Linked DNA regions of Mus musculus: all the other regions are linked to region 3. Evidence: chromatin contacts called from ENCODE Hi-C or POLR2A ChIA-PET data. All regions are on one chromosome and are shown on one strand. Each heading gives the region's core, a stretch centred on a gene start or an enhancer-like site at or near the end of the contact. The rest is flanking DNA. Distances are from core to core; before and after follow the strand shown.

What was found. A loop is a pair of places that touch in the nucleus more often than their neighbours do. ChIA-PET counts read pairs that join two places held with the same protein, here RNA polymerase II (POLR2A).
Region 1: POLR2A ChIA-PET joins it to region 3 with 11 read pairs in Patski. The contact joins the promoter of Slc25a32 here to the enhancer-like site in region 3. POLR2A ChIA-PET finds 5 or more read pairs at or near these places in 3 of 5 experiments (Patski and embryonic stem cell).
Region 2: a map of left cerebral cortex shows a loop between it and region 3 (5-fold over the local background). The contact joins the promoter of Rims2 here to the enhancer-like site in region 3. A Hi-C loop is called at or near these places in 4 of 37 maps with a recorded cell type or tissue (T-helper 17 cell, left cerebral cortex and regulatory T cell). POLR2A ChIA-PET finds 5 or more read pairs at or near these places in 1 of 5 experiments (embryonic stem cell).

What each region holds. Positions count from the first base shown.
Region 1 is chr15:39,110,782-39,114,841 of GRCm38, reverse strand. Slc25a32 (solute carrier family 25, member 32) reads left to right here and starts at 2,126. Exons shown (of 7, transcript NM_172402.3): 1 at 2,126-2,494. The coding sequence starts at 2,341. It overlaps Dcaf13 (DDB1 and CUL4 associated factor 13), which reads right to left and starts at 1,968. Exons shown (of 11, transcript NM_198606.2): 1 at 1,791-1,968. The coding sequence starts at 1,860.
Region 2 is chr15:39,196,366-39,200,807 of GRCm38, reverse strand. It overlaps Rims2 (regulating synaptic membrane exocytosis 2), which reads right to left and starts at 2,522. Exons shown (of 27, transcript NM_053271.2): 1 at 2,270-2,522. The coding sequence starts at 2,445.
Region 3 is chr15:38,707,464-38,712,120 of GRCm38, reverse strand. No RefSeq gene overlaps it. Among named protein-coding and RNA genes, the nearest start is that of Gm45924, 19 kb to the left of the region's middle. Within about 2 kb of position 2,402, at least 3 of the 3 ENCODE cell types and tissues checked have a DNase peak (open chromatin) inside an H3K27ac peak, as active enhancers do; they include left cerebral cortex, where a contact is called at or near this core.

The DNA.
Region 1 (4,060 bases), core at 877-3,376, 400 kb before region 3:
CAACTAACACTAGTGCAGCACCTGCCATACATCATAAGCGCTGGGTATGATAGCTTAAAACTCATATAAAACCACATATATTTGTGTAAGGTGCTCTTACACATTAACTAGACACATCAGAACTATCGAGGATATTTCAACAATAAAGCTTCACCAGTACTTACCCAGAATTTAAATCCTGCAGAAAACTTACAAGGAAATAACACTAAATAAAATATAACAGATGTGTTTCTTGCTTTATATTTTAAAGCACTCCAAAAATTTTATTTTCTGTTTTGCTATTATATTTCTATTATAAAAATAAAAATAGCCGGGTGGTGGTGGCGGCGCACGCCTTTAGTCCCAGCACTTGGGAGGCGGAGGCAGGTGGATTTCTGAGTTCCGAGGCCAGCTTGGTCTACAAAGTGAGTTCCAGGACAGCCAGGGCTATACAGAGAAACCCTGTCTCGAGAAAAACGAAAAAACAAAAACAAAACAACACAAATAAATAAATAAATAAAAATAGGGAGATACTGTTGAAAAAAGATGTTACTATAAAGTAGAGTTGTATCTCCTAGCATAAGATTCTGTGTCCCAGCTGTCACCCATTCATTCATTCATTCCGATACTTACAAAGTAGCTATTTATGTGAGTTATTGTCTAAACACTGCATATAGGAATAGGATTCTTTCCTCTCTTTTCAAGCTGATAGGAAAGCCTGCTAATCAGCATGAACCATGAGATAATGTGATAAGCACTGACAAATCCAAACAATGTGTACTGAAAACACAGAAGAGGACACTGATGCGCAGGATGGAGGGCACTTGTAGGGATAAGTATGTAAAGATACGTACATAAGTATAGCTCCAAGACAAAGCCTGAAATGCACCCACATTGGCAAGGGTAACGTAAGCCACTGTCTTAGTTAGGGTTTTACTGCTGTGAGCAGACACCACGACCAAGGCAACTCTTATAAGGACAACATTTAGTTGGGGCTGGCTTACAGGTTCAGAGGTTCAGTCCATTATCATCAAGGTGAGAACATGGTAAAATCTAGGCAGGCATGGTGCAGGAGGAGCTGAGAGTTGTTCTACAGCTTCATCTGAAGGCTGCTAGGAGAATACTTTCTGCTAGGCAGCTAGGACTAGGGTATTAAAGCTCTCACCCACAGTGACACACCTACTCCAACAAGGCCACTCCCTGGGCCAAGCACTATAAACCATGACAGCTCCATCCAGCAATGCACTGTTTGGTGAAAGTGGAAGAAAAAAAAAAGTAATGAGGTTCAAAGATTCAAAATAATTAACGTCAAACTCTGGGGACAAATCTACTTTTCATTTAAGAAATATTACCAAAAAAAAAAAAAAGAAAAGAAATTATTACCATGTAAAACACCTTGGGAGCTGGGGGGGGGGGCCATATACCACACGTTAGCAATGCTAGGGGGAGGAGAGAGAACCTTTAGTAACGCAGACAGGGTTTCTCTCTGTAGCCCCGGCTGTCCTGGAACTCACTCTGTAGACCAGGCTGGCCTTGAACTCAGAAATCCGCCTGCCTCTGCCTCCCAAGTGCTGGGATTAAAGGCGTGTATACGTAACTACTTCCCACTAGAGGAAAATTCTCACAAAGGACGTAGAGGTATGTGCCATCTGCAGTTCTGATCCTCACCAGCCCCGTGTGGACGCAGCCGCCTAGGCGGAGAGGGAAACCGAGACCAGAGCGCTGGCCTCCCGCCCCTTTTACTGCTCGAAAGCTGGCCAGACCCAAAGAATCCGGGAGGAGGCCCCTTCCTCTGTTCCAGTTCCTCTCACCTCTTTGTATGTCCAGCTTGGTTTCGCGGACATAGTTGTCAGGGTTTCGGCTCAGCATTTTCACCTTCATCTTGGCGGCTCTGGGTGTCGGACTCCACGAGCCTTTAAACCGGGCTCGACTTACCGGGGCCAGCACGCAGACACACTACTTCCGCCTTCCGCGGGCTTCCTGTCACGTGGCTCCGCAGAGTGGCAGCCGGATGGCTCAGCTGGACCTCGCGGCGTTCCGTAGTCTCTCCGGCTAGGAGCTGGAGGGGGCGGTCCTTCAGCTGTCGCTCGCGTCTTGACCCGAGGGCGAGCGCGCGCAGCTGTGGGCGGGGCCAGGCCTGCTGGGCGGGGCTAAGCAAGCTCCGCTCTGAGGTTTCTCCTACTCCCCGCTTTGCCGCGGGTGTGACTTGCCTGCAGCAGCGTCCCGGGCTCCGGTCCCGGAAGTGGGCTCGCGTCCTGCGGTTCCAGGCCCCGGGCCGCGACAGTCGCCACGGTGGCGGCCACTACATCACGCCCCACGTCGGCGGCGCTGGACGCCGTAGTGTCGACGAACCCGGAGCCCATGACAGGCCAGGGCCAGTCGGCTGCCGGGTCGGCGGCGTGGAGCGCGGTGTTCCGCCACGTCCGGTACGAGAACCTGGTGGCTGGCGTGAGTGGCGGGGTCTTGTCCAACCTGGCGCTGCACCCGCTCGACCTCGTGAAGATCCGCTTCGCTGGTAAGAGCCTGCCCACGTCCCGGGCGGCTTCCCTTGCTGCCAGCCCCAGCGAAGCACTTACACGCAGAAGAGACATTAGTCTCCCCAGACTCTACTACAAGGGGGAGAGCCCCTAAGATGATGCTGTGCACCCTGCGTTACCTGGAGCTAGGATTTAGGAAGGGGACCCCGGCTTTCCCTGTGTCTCCTAACCATAAAGGATAGGGAAAGTGGGTGAAGTTTGAGAGAAAGGAGGTTGTCACATTTGACCCTCATGTTCACGAGTCATTCACTCTTTGGGGTAATTTGAAGTCTTAGGGCAGCCACGTGTTTGGCTGTATAAAGTCAGACGAAAGTACAAGTGTGTGAGCCGGTGCTTTGTCACCTTCGGAGAGTAAGGTCATAGTTTGGGATTAAAATATTCACTAAAGTTTCTTTAGTTTGCAGTATTTAAAAATATGCATTGTCTGGTGAAGGAAGGAGGAGCTTCTACACTCTAAATAACTGTATTAAAGTGTGAATTAAGTATATGGAAATTAGCACGGCATTTTAGGAATTAATACCAAGTTGCATTACATAGGTGAGCCTTGGTAACTATTTAGAAACCATTTCTGTTATTTCATTTATTACAAACTAAATTTTTCCAGAAAATCAAATCTTTAGAGATGGATTTAGTAGAGCATTCTAATTTTATTCGATTTACTTGATGTATGTGTCTTAATGTTGAACAGTGGAGTCGAACTAAGAAGTACCAACAGTTTCTTATCGTTAGGAAACTTAAAAATGTAATTACCCTAAGATATATAAAAGGATTCTACACAACATGAAATCAGTTGCTAAGTAGAATAAATTCAAATACAAAATAAGAGCACAAATAGGCTATATAAAAAGACTATATAAGGAAAGCTGGGGCTGGAGAGATGACTTAGCCTTTCCACAGGACCCACATTGAGTTCTCAGCACCCACTTTGAGCAGGTGGCTCCCAACTGTCTATAATTCTGGCTTCAAGGAAACCTAACATCTCTGGACTCTGCCAGCACATGCACATACCCACCCAGGGGCACATATGAAATATGAAATGATAAAGTAAATATTAAAAAAATAAACATAGGTGGCTTGTATGTATCTGTAAAGGTTCCATATTAAAGTCCTCAACAGGATTAATATTTTGACAGCTAGAGGAGACAAGACATTCCGTGGTGGAGAATGTGTGGTACCTGTGGAGTGTATTCTAGAAAAGACACCGCAGAGAAATAATTCCATGGAGTTTGATATGCAACTATAAATAATTGTTATAATAGTTGCAAACATTGATAACTAACTTTGATTGAATGTATAATAGGCATTTATTATGACCTTTATGAAGCTGATAATGGTAGGGGTTGAGTAAGTTGTCCAAGTCACAAGATGGTAAATAGCAATCTGAGGTTTGGGTTCAGCACTTTCACTCTGAAACTACCCTGCACTTACCCTCTCCCCGTAGCACCTCTAAGTCCCTGCTAACAGTGACTTGAATGTGAATAGATAGTCTTGGACTTCTTGAGATGAAGGTCTGTGGCTTGGTGTCCCTCTGACACAGCTTTCTC
Region 2 (4,442 bases), core at 1,273-3,772, 490 kb before region 3:
AGAAAGAGTAAACACAACTATCAGGATTATTTTTTCTACACAGCATATTTGTTATTTAACACCCAAGGCTGGAAACATATTATTTAATAAATGGTCAAATTTTTTCAAACTGATTTGCCTCTTGTTCCTGCAATACTATTATAAAGTTTACTCTCAGTTTCCTTGTCCACTCTCATTTCAAAAACATTTTAAAGAACATTTAAAACTATGTGAATAACTACTTAAATCTGAGTCTATATTTCTCGTTGATGTGATTTCACATATTATATAGCTATATTTAGAGACTGTGTCTGGCTAAATAAAGTGAAATAAATATACAAACATATATTTGCAAAATATGGAGGTTTACTTAGAGATGTGCACATATATACTTGACCTGGAAAACCCTTTTTAAACATCTATTCAGTAAAATACGCTCTTCATTTTGAGCAATTTGTAGTTCAGTACTCAAACAGTCACTAAAATGTCCATATATTGAAACTGTGAATAAAAACTACATAAGATTAACTAGCCAATAAACACTATGCTTCAGTTTACTATAAATAAAACCCCATTTCCATTTAAATATGTAGGTCAAAGAAATAAAGCCATATTTTATTTGAGCATCATTTTGGCAACACTGATTTTCAGCAACTATATTAAGAAGTGTAAATTTATATATCTGAATATAAATCGTAATGATCAGAATCTTAGCACATACTAGTATATAGATTAAAGTTGAGCAAAGTTAGAGTATGCTCAAAAAGCTTTTTTAAAAACTATTTTTATTATTCCATAGTTTAAACTGATTAAATTTCTTAACTTTTTATTCCTATCCTATGACCATGAATAAGCCAAATTCCCTAGTAAATATTCAAACCTAAAAATTAGTATTGAAGCAATTCCTAATTGTTCTTTTATTATTTTGTGAGAACTTGTATCTTTTAAAGATATATATCTATTTGATATGTTTGTTACCATAGGTTATGTAAAATCTGCTTCACTAAAATGTGAGAAGATGTACATCTAGACAAGGTGTGTTTTCATTTGTAAAAAAAAAAAATACTGAATTCAACAACCTGTTTTCAAAATAAGTGGTGAAGGTCAGTAAGCTATTTCTTTTCAAGGAGGAAGTCAACGCTTTTAGTTGTGTGTTTCTATAGCGATTATGGGAAAGTGTATTCGGTGACATGCAAGAGAACTGCCCTCCCTCTCTTTAGGCATATACAGGTTAATTTTTATAGTGAGTAACGACTTGGACAAACATTAAAGGGTTACAGATCTTTACAGATCCAGACAATGACTTTCCAGAAGCAACCGAGATATAAAAAATCATAAAACATTTAAAAGCAAACCTGTAGAAACAATCTCAGCTACAGTGCTACACTGACAAGGAATCCCAAAGTAAAGGAAAACTCATTCTGGACAGTTCCCTGGTGCTGAAGTTACACCGCCTCTAAACCGATGCTTGGGTGCTACTTTCACGCCTCCCACCCTCGCCAAAACCCCGCTGGCTGGACTGTGAGCAAACATAGTAGAACTTCACAAGCAGGGAGCAACCCAAACTGCCACGATGGTAGGAAGTGGAGTCTCCTCGGGATCCTACAGATTTACTAGTTGCAAACAGGAAGAACAGCAGCAGAGTGCAGGGTGTTAGCACCCGCCGAGGGGGAGGGGCTGGAAGATGGCGGCGGCCGCACACCCACCCGAGACGAGACGAGACCGCGCTTAGGCCCCCTCGCCCGCCCCGCAGCCTTCCTGTCCGCTGCGACCGTGGGCAGCGCAGCTCCTCCCGGGGCTGGGGACGGAGCCGGCCCTCGCAGGCGCGGGACGAGCGACCCCGGTGGCACCGGCACCCCGGGCCTGGGCGCTTCACCCGGGTCCGGCCCGGGAGCACCTGTGCACGGCCATATTGGATTCCTTGCCCCAGTCACTGCCTCCGCGCGGGGGCGGCGGGAAAGGAAATGGGACGCGAGGAGCCAGGGTTCAGCCTCATCCCGGGAGCCGAAGTGGCCCGCGGGGAAAGCCGGAGGGCGCCGGGGAAACCGCCGCCTCCCCGAGCTCGCCACCGTCACCTCAGCCGGCCTCGGCGCCCTCCCTCCGCGACACACACCCCCGCGGCTGACAACTAGAAAGCGACCCTGGCGGCCGCGGGCCGCAGCCCTCGTGGCCCCCGCGCCACCGGCGGGGAGGAAAGGCGGCGATCCCCGGCGCGCGGGCGGTCGCGGGGAAGCGGCCGAGGGGGGCGGAGGGCAGGGAGGGAGGCGGGAAGATGGAGCCGGGTCCTTACTTGAGCACGGACTGCTCCTTCTCCTCTTCTTTCTTCTGACGATCCATGACAGCCAGGATGATTTTCCTCTCCTCTTCCGTGAGGTGGCTGAGGTCCGGCATCTCGGGCTGCGGAGGAGGTTGAGAGGCCGCCGGGGTGGGAGCCGGGCGGCCCCGGGGCCCGAGCGGAGCCGACATGTTTGGCGGAGCCGAACCACCCTAGGGAAGCAGGGAGGCAACTCCGCTGGCAGCCGCGGCTCGGGCGCGGGCGGCTGGGGCAGCCTCCGGGGCTGGGACAAATGCATACAAATCAATGGCCTTCAATCCGAGGCGACAGCCCCCCTCCCCCAGGAAAGAAGGCAGGGGGAGGGGAGGGCCGAGGGGGGAGGGCTGAGGAGTGCGCTCGGGGAAATGTTTCTTCTTCCCGGGGGCGAAGGGCTGCCAAGTGAGCGGTTCGCGGGAGCGAGGAGCTGGAGGCCCCGACGCCGAGTGCGCGGAGCGGCGGGGGAGGGCGGTGGAGTAAGGTGGCGGGGACGGCTGAGGGTGGGGTGACTGGAGGGAGGCGGCCGCGGGCCGGGGCGCGAGTGTCCGGCGCGGCGGCGGAGCGGAGCGGGAAGCGCTGCCCGCGAGCCCGACCCCTGGGGAGTCCCGGGAACTCGCCCCGAGCGCCCGGAGGCGGCGAGAGCGGCCGTCCCGCCGGCTGGCGCGTCACCGGGCTCCGGGGCTCCGCGAGGGAGGACCCCTCCGGGAACCACGAGGCGCGGGCTGCGGCAGGGGACCCCAGCCCCCACCCCGGCCCCAGACGGCCGATCTTCCGGCCCGCGGCCCGCGGCTGCCAACGCCCGGACCCAAGTGAGCTCGCGCGCGCCGCGGGGCCGGCCGCCCGCCGCGCCTCATCACGCGCCCGCCCGGGGTCCCGCCGCCGCCGCCCCCAGTGTCCGCGGAGTCGGCGCGGCGGGCCCGCTAGGTGCACTCGCCCGCGCCGCCTCTGCCTCGCCGACTCTTCCCGCCGGGCCCGTGTCCCCTGCGAACCGCCCAGGCCCGGACTCGGCCGACGCTCGCCCCGGACCCTGCTAACGGCTGGGGCGGGGCGGGGAGCTGTGAGGAGCAGGGCGGCGAGGGAGCGGGCGCCCCGGGGTGCGGGGCTGTGGGCGGTGGGGGCGGGAGGATCTCAGGTGGCTGGCGCCGAGCCTGAGGGACCGGGCGCCCCCCGAGCTGTCCCGGGCGGGGTACTGGACCCTGGACGAGGGAAGATCGGAGCAGGTGGGTGTCCCTGCGGTGTCAGCGGCCCGGGACTCGCAGCGGGGAAGAGCCTGAGGGAGTGGAAAGGACCTGGGCGGGAGTGCGGAAGTTCTGGAAAACTGGGTTGTCGGTACCCGCTGCACGGAGAGGTACAGAAGACAGGATGCTGGGGCGGTTTGCCCGAGGCGATTGGAAGGTGTAAGAGGGAAAGGGTCAGATCACGTCCCCGGAGGAATCGGGCCGTTCAGCCCCTTTCTGCCGGTCACTCTAATCTAGAGAAGAGTCGTTATTGGAGCGTTAGCCTGATTTTAGAAAGCCTGGAGACAGGCTCAGTCAAAGAACAGAAGAAAACCGACTCCAATAGGAGGGAGGTGGCCACCACCGGCGCGGGCTCTCAGAGAAGCCCAGCGCAGCCCAGACAGCTCTCCCTCGGGGCGGGGCGAGCCAGCTGAGGTGATCTGGATCACCCCCTCTTCCTCTTCCTGCCACTAGACAGGTGCTTGGTTAGCAAGGTTACAGTGTTCGTGCGTGTGTATGTACACACCCCTACCACGCCTTCCACACTCGCACTGCTTAGTACTAGGCCAGGTTATAGGCTGGTGAGTAAAACCTTCGGGGTTTGTATTGTATTTACGTGTAGTAAGCTCTCTCCCTCCTTTGTTCCCCAGGTACCATCTGACTAGTCTCAGTTTGAGAGAACTGGGAACAGACAAAGCGGCACTACATGTCTCTTGTGATTTCTAAGCTGAAATATCTATATTGTTTTTCTCCCATCCTTTGTAACTAGAAAGAAAAAAATGGAAACGTTTGCTTATGTTTTGTTTCATATTATTATTACTACTGTTCATTGCTACTACCATTCACCTGTTTTCAACCGGATTCATAATCCAAATTAGCTTTCACTGCTTTGTGCAAACCAAATGAGATCATATTAGCCCAATTGATTTAAGTGT
Region 3 (4,657 bases), core at 1,153-3,652:
AAAGTCTTTCTGTGGGCGCATATACACAATCTCCTGGCTTATATACTCAGGAGTGGAGCAGATCAAAATTTTAATAATATATCAAATGTGAAGCACTGTGGTGCATGCCTTTAGTTCCAGTACTCACAAGGCAGAGGCAGGAAGGAGAATTGCTCTAAGTTTTAGGCCGGCCTGTTCTACCTAGGAGTCCTGGCCAGTGACATGGTCTAGAGAAAGAAAAAAAAAAAAAAAGAAGGTAGGCATGATGGCACATAGCTATAAAACAGAAGAGGAGGTGGGAAGAACTGGAGAGCAAGACCAACCTGGGCTGCTGATTGAGCTTAAGACCATCCTGAAAGACAGGCAGGCAGGCAGACAGACAGACAGACAGACAGACAGACAGACAGACAGATTTTTTTCATATTAACTAAAAGAATGTAGGCCAGGATAGATGGCTCAGCAGTTAAGAGCATAGGCTGCTCTTGTAGGGTTTGATTCCCAGTACCCATATCAGGCCACTCATAATTGTCTATAACTGCAGCTCTGAGGGTCCCACACTTTTTTCAGGCCTCTGCCAGTTTAAGAGACATTTCCAAGAGCTGACAAAATGGTAATAGGGTCTCCAAGGATTTATGTACATTTCTAAGAAGGAAAAATTTACAGTTTTGAGTTTTCTAACATAAATGTTCAAAGAAACAGAAAGAAAAGGAGAAGGGAGAGAGGGCGTTTTTCTTCCTGGTGTGGAACTTGAGGCGCCTGTGTGTGTTGCTGCTGTAGATATTCACCACCACACACAACTCTTGTTTTCAGCAAGATCCGAACCTTATTTTTAATTCCAGACTTCAATGGTTTGTTGGGTGGCGGCCGTGGGGCTAGAATCCAGAGCATCAAGCACAATGAGCCTTGCCCCAGCCCACTCCAAATGCTTCTCAATACAGTGCCCATTAAAGAAAACCTCCAGGTTCCAGCTCTCCAGTAGGAGCCCCAGACTTCGGCATAGATGAGGGGTGAAGCGGAAGCCTCCAACCATTGCAGCCATTGGCTCCTGCGGTGCACTCTGGCCACACTTGGCATCTCTATTCCAACACAGCCCTAAGACAAACTCATGTTTATTCATGAGAAGGCGGCTCCTAGGAAGCTACCCTTCCCTTCCTCCCACTGCTAACTGTTGCTAAGGTCACTACAATCCTTCACAAGCCCCAGAGAAGTCCTTAATTGACCCCTTACCTCTGAAGGCACCCGAGGTCAGGAAGGACACAAGACTGCCTTGGTGACAGGCACTGTTTCAGTCACTCATTAGCTCCAAACATCGGCCATGACCCACACTTCTTAGCTAAGCTGATTTTCCTGTTGTTCTGTCTGAAAAGACATCTGTAAATGGCTCTATTTAAGCATTGCAGTTTCTTTCTCTCAAAAATGCTACCAAGCTCCACATGTTTTTAACTGCAATTGGGTGGCTTCCCTTTCTAATTAACTCAAGTGGCCTCTTCCTGATAATGGTGGCTATAATTATGCAGCACTTAACTCCTGGAGGACTGTTTTACAATTGGAGGACAGACGGACAAGGTGACCTTTTCCACCCTTGTTTTTCTGTGCTTGCTTCTGAGGAAGAGGAAGGCATTACTCTCCACATGCAAAATGGTTTGCACGGTTCAGAGGGACAGCCTGTGAGGCGCCCGCCCGCCCCTGTTCCCTTTATTCTCTTCCTGCGGTGCTCAGTAGCTGAGTCAGTGGGGTCAGGGCTATTGCGCACGTCTTTGGTGATGTGAGACACTGTGGGAGGAGGGACATGGTGATACTGTCATTATTGAAAATCACTTCCACCCACCAGCTGAGTCACTGGGACGTCACTACTTAGGATTCTGCATCAGTCTCAAAAATATCCCTCTGCAGAGCTTTCCTCTCTGCGGGGCCTGCCTGCTGCTCCGCTCTGAGGAAAATGCTGGTCTCCACAGAAAGCCCTGCGTCTGCACTGCCACGCCCATACGGTGCTGCCCTGCCCACCAGTGCAACACCAGACCTGTCCTATATGAGTTCTGACGGAGGCCAAGCAAATAACCTGAACTTTGCACGAAGATTCGAGGAGGCTGAAGAAGACCTCATTCATCTAAGAAAAGAAGCCAGGCGTAGAATCTAAGTTCCCTCCCTCTCAGCCTTGCTCTGAACTATAACAGAGGGGTAAAGACCTGGAGTCTGAAATAAGGATCTCTCCCCGAAATCCCATCAGTGGTAACATAGCACTCTGCTGAAATGACTGGGTTGCCTTCACTCAACCGCAGACTTCAGAACAAACTAGAGTGCCCCGCCCCCAGACCTTTTTTCTTGTTTTCAGATCACGAGTAATAATCACTCCCAGCTCCTCCAAGTTCAGACCGAGAGCTTTCCTACAAACGCTTGGCTGCTTTCCAGACCACCACTGAGAGTCCAGAAGGAAAAGTAATTTGCCACATGGTGAGGTGGTAGGGACGGGTGGTTAAGGTCTCAACTTTGGAGCCAGACAGACTGGAGGAAGACTGATAGGCGCGCCATTGGGCGTGGGGGGAGATAGGGCATGGGGAAGAGCTGACTAGGTTCTCAGTTTCCAGCCACCATTATCACCACGGGGCTGTTCTGAGGATTAAATGAGATGATGACCAAAGCACTCAGTGTAGGGTGACATTTACCAAACCCTCTGCAAAGGTCACAGCTGCTACTGTGAATTTAGGATAATTACCCCCCAGTCTCGTGCCTGGCAGTGGCTGACCCTGGTCAGATACTGTGAATGCTGGGTCTGGTCTCACTTTTGAAGACTTTTCTGTAATGGCTTTTGTGCAGGAGAGTCCTGGGTCTGAAGCCACTGAGTTACACTCTCAGGCCTAGGCAGGTTTTTTTTTTTTTCCCCTCCAAAAATAAATTATTTAAGTTTTAATAATTATTTAAATATATGTTAAATTTAAAATATGGTATTCTATTTTTGAGCAGTTTTTAGAATCATGTTGGCATAGCAAATCTTTACTGGAAAAAAAAAATTTTTTTTCTTTTATCGTATGAGTGAATAGAGCCCCCTACTGTTTGGATAGTCTGACCTGTCTGGGTTTTGATTTTTAGTTTGTTGTTGTGGAGTTTGCGCTTGATTCATTCAATTTGCAAACTCTTGAGCCCCTTCTAGAAGGGTCTGTGAGGCTCAGAGAATTGGTTAATACATCTACTAAGCACAGCCCTGAGAACGTGGGGACACCTGCCTCTCCCCTGAGAACTTGGGGACACCTGCCTCTCCCCTGAGAACTTGGGGACACCTGCCTCTCCCCCTGAGAACGTGGGGACACCTGCCTCTCCCCTGAGATCGTGGGGACACCTGCCTCTCCCCTGAGAACGTGGGGACACCTGCCTCTCCCCTGAGAACGTAGGGTCACCTGCCTCTCCAAGGTTAAAAGCCGGTGAGAACAGGGCATGCTTTTGGAAGAAGGAGGCACAGGGCAAGCTTCCACGTCAGAGCTGTGGTCCTCCTCACAGGGGCTGAGAACCCTCTCACTGGCCTCTATGGGGCAATATCTGAGGAAGCCTTGGCACGTGGCTAACACAGAACGATCCGTGACAGACAGCTCCTTTCCCTATCCACTATGCTTTGAGGTGATGGCTGAAAGCTACACCCAGCCTCCATCCTTCAGAAGTGGACGCAGGGGTTGGATCTAGGCCCCAGACTCTGGCAAAGGTGGGGCAGAGATGGGACTGCTCCAATCAGCTTCCAGATTTCAGACCGGCACTCCTACATTGCCCATAGAAGGGTGCAAGGGCAGCGCTTTCTCCTCCTGAACATCTGTGGCCTGGAACCCTCTTCTGAGAGACTTCTGCCTCCCCACAGGTCAGCCCAACCTCTCTTCTAAGATGTGTCTCTCCTAACGTGTGTCCTGGCAGTGCCTGGCATCCCGCATCAGCTTTAGGGTGGCCCGAGGTCTCATTTGCCTTCCCGAAGCCTCATTGCTTTCCAGATGATCACCAGTATTCCTAACATGAGCTTCTGCCTTCCCTCTCCTCAGGATGAACCAGGACAGAGACATCTTCATCCACAAGGAAAGGCTCAAAGGGGTCTGTGAACTGAAGGGGGAACCATATTTTGGACCTTTTCATATTTCTAAAGAAAAGAGACAGGAATGTCTCCAGGGTCAGCATTGTTCTTCTTTTCTTTGTATCTTTTATAGCTGACAATGGCCAGCACACAGTAGGCACTCAGAAGATGTCCCTTCCGTGTGAGGATTATCCTATTCAGGCCTCCCTACAGGAACATCGTGGTTCAACAATAGTCACAGTTGCACTTGATGAGCAGTGAGCTGATGTATCACATTGTACAAAGACCAACTGGCATGGTGGAATTATCAACTCTGGGCATCGGGAGAGTAGGGAGAGTATCTCAAAGGTTTCCCATCAGCCCAGAATTTCAGGGGCTAAATTGGGGGACAAGAAGAAACGTAACTCCGGCTACACACACACACACACACACACACACACACACACACACACACACACATACACGACAGCACCTAGCCATGGTAGCATCTACCACGGACTAAATGATAGCTCTTGTTTTTTGAGATAGAGAGTCATGGTGTATTCCAGGTTGGCCTCAAACAAAATCCACCTGCCTCATCTCCTAGGTTCAAGGGATCAATAGGTGTATGCCACCATGTCTGACTGTATTGTC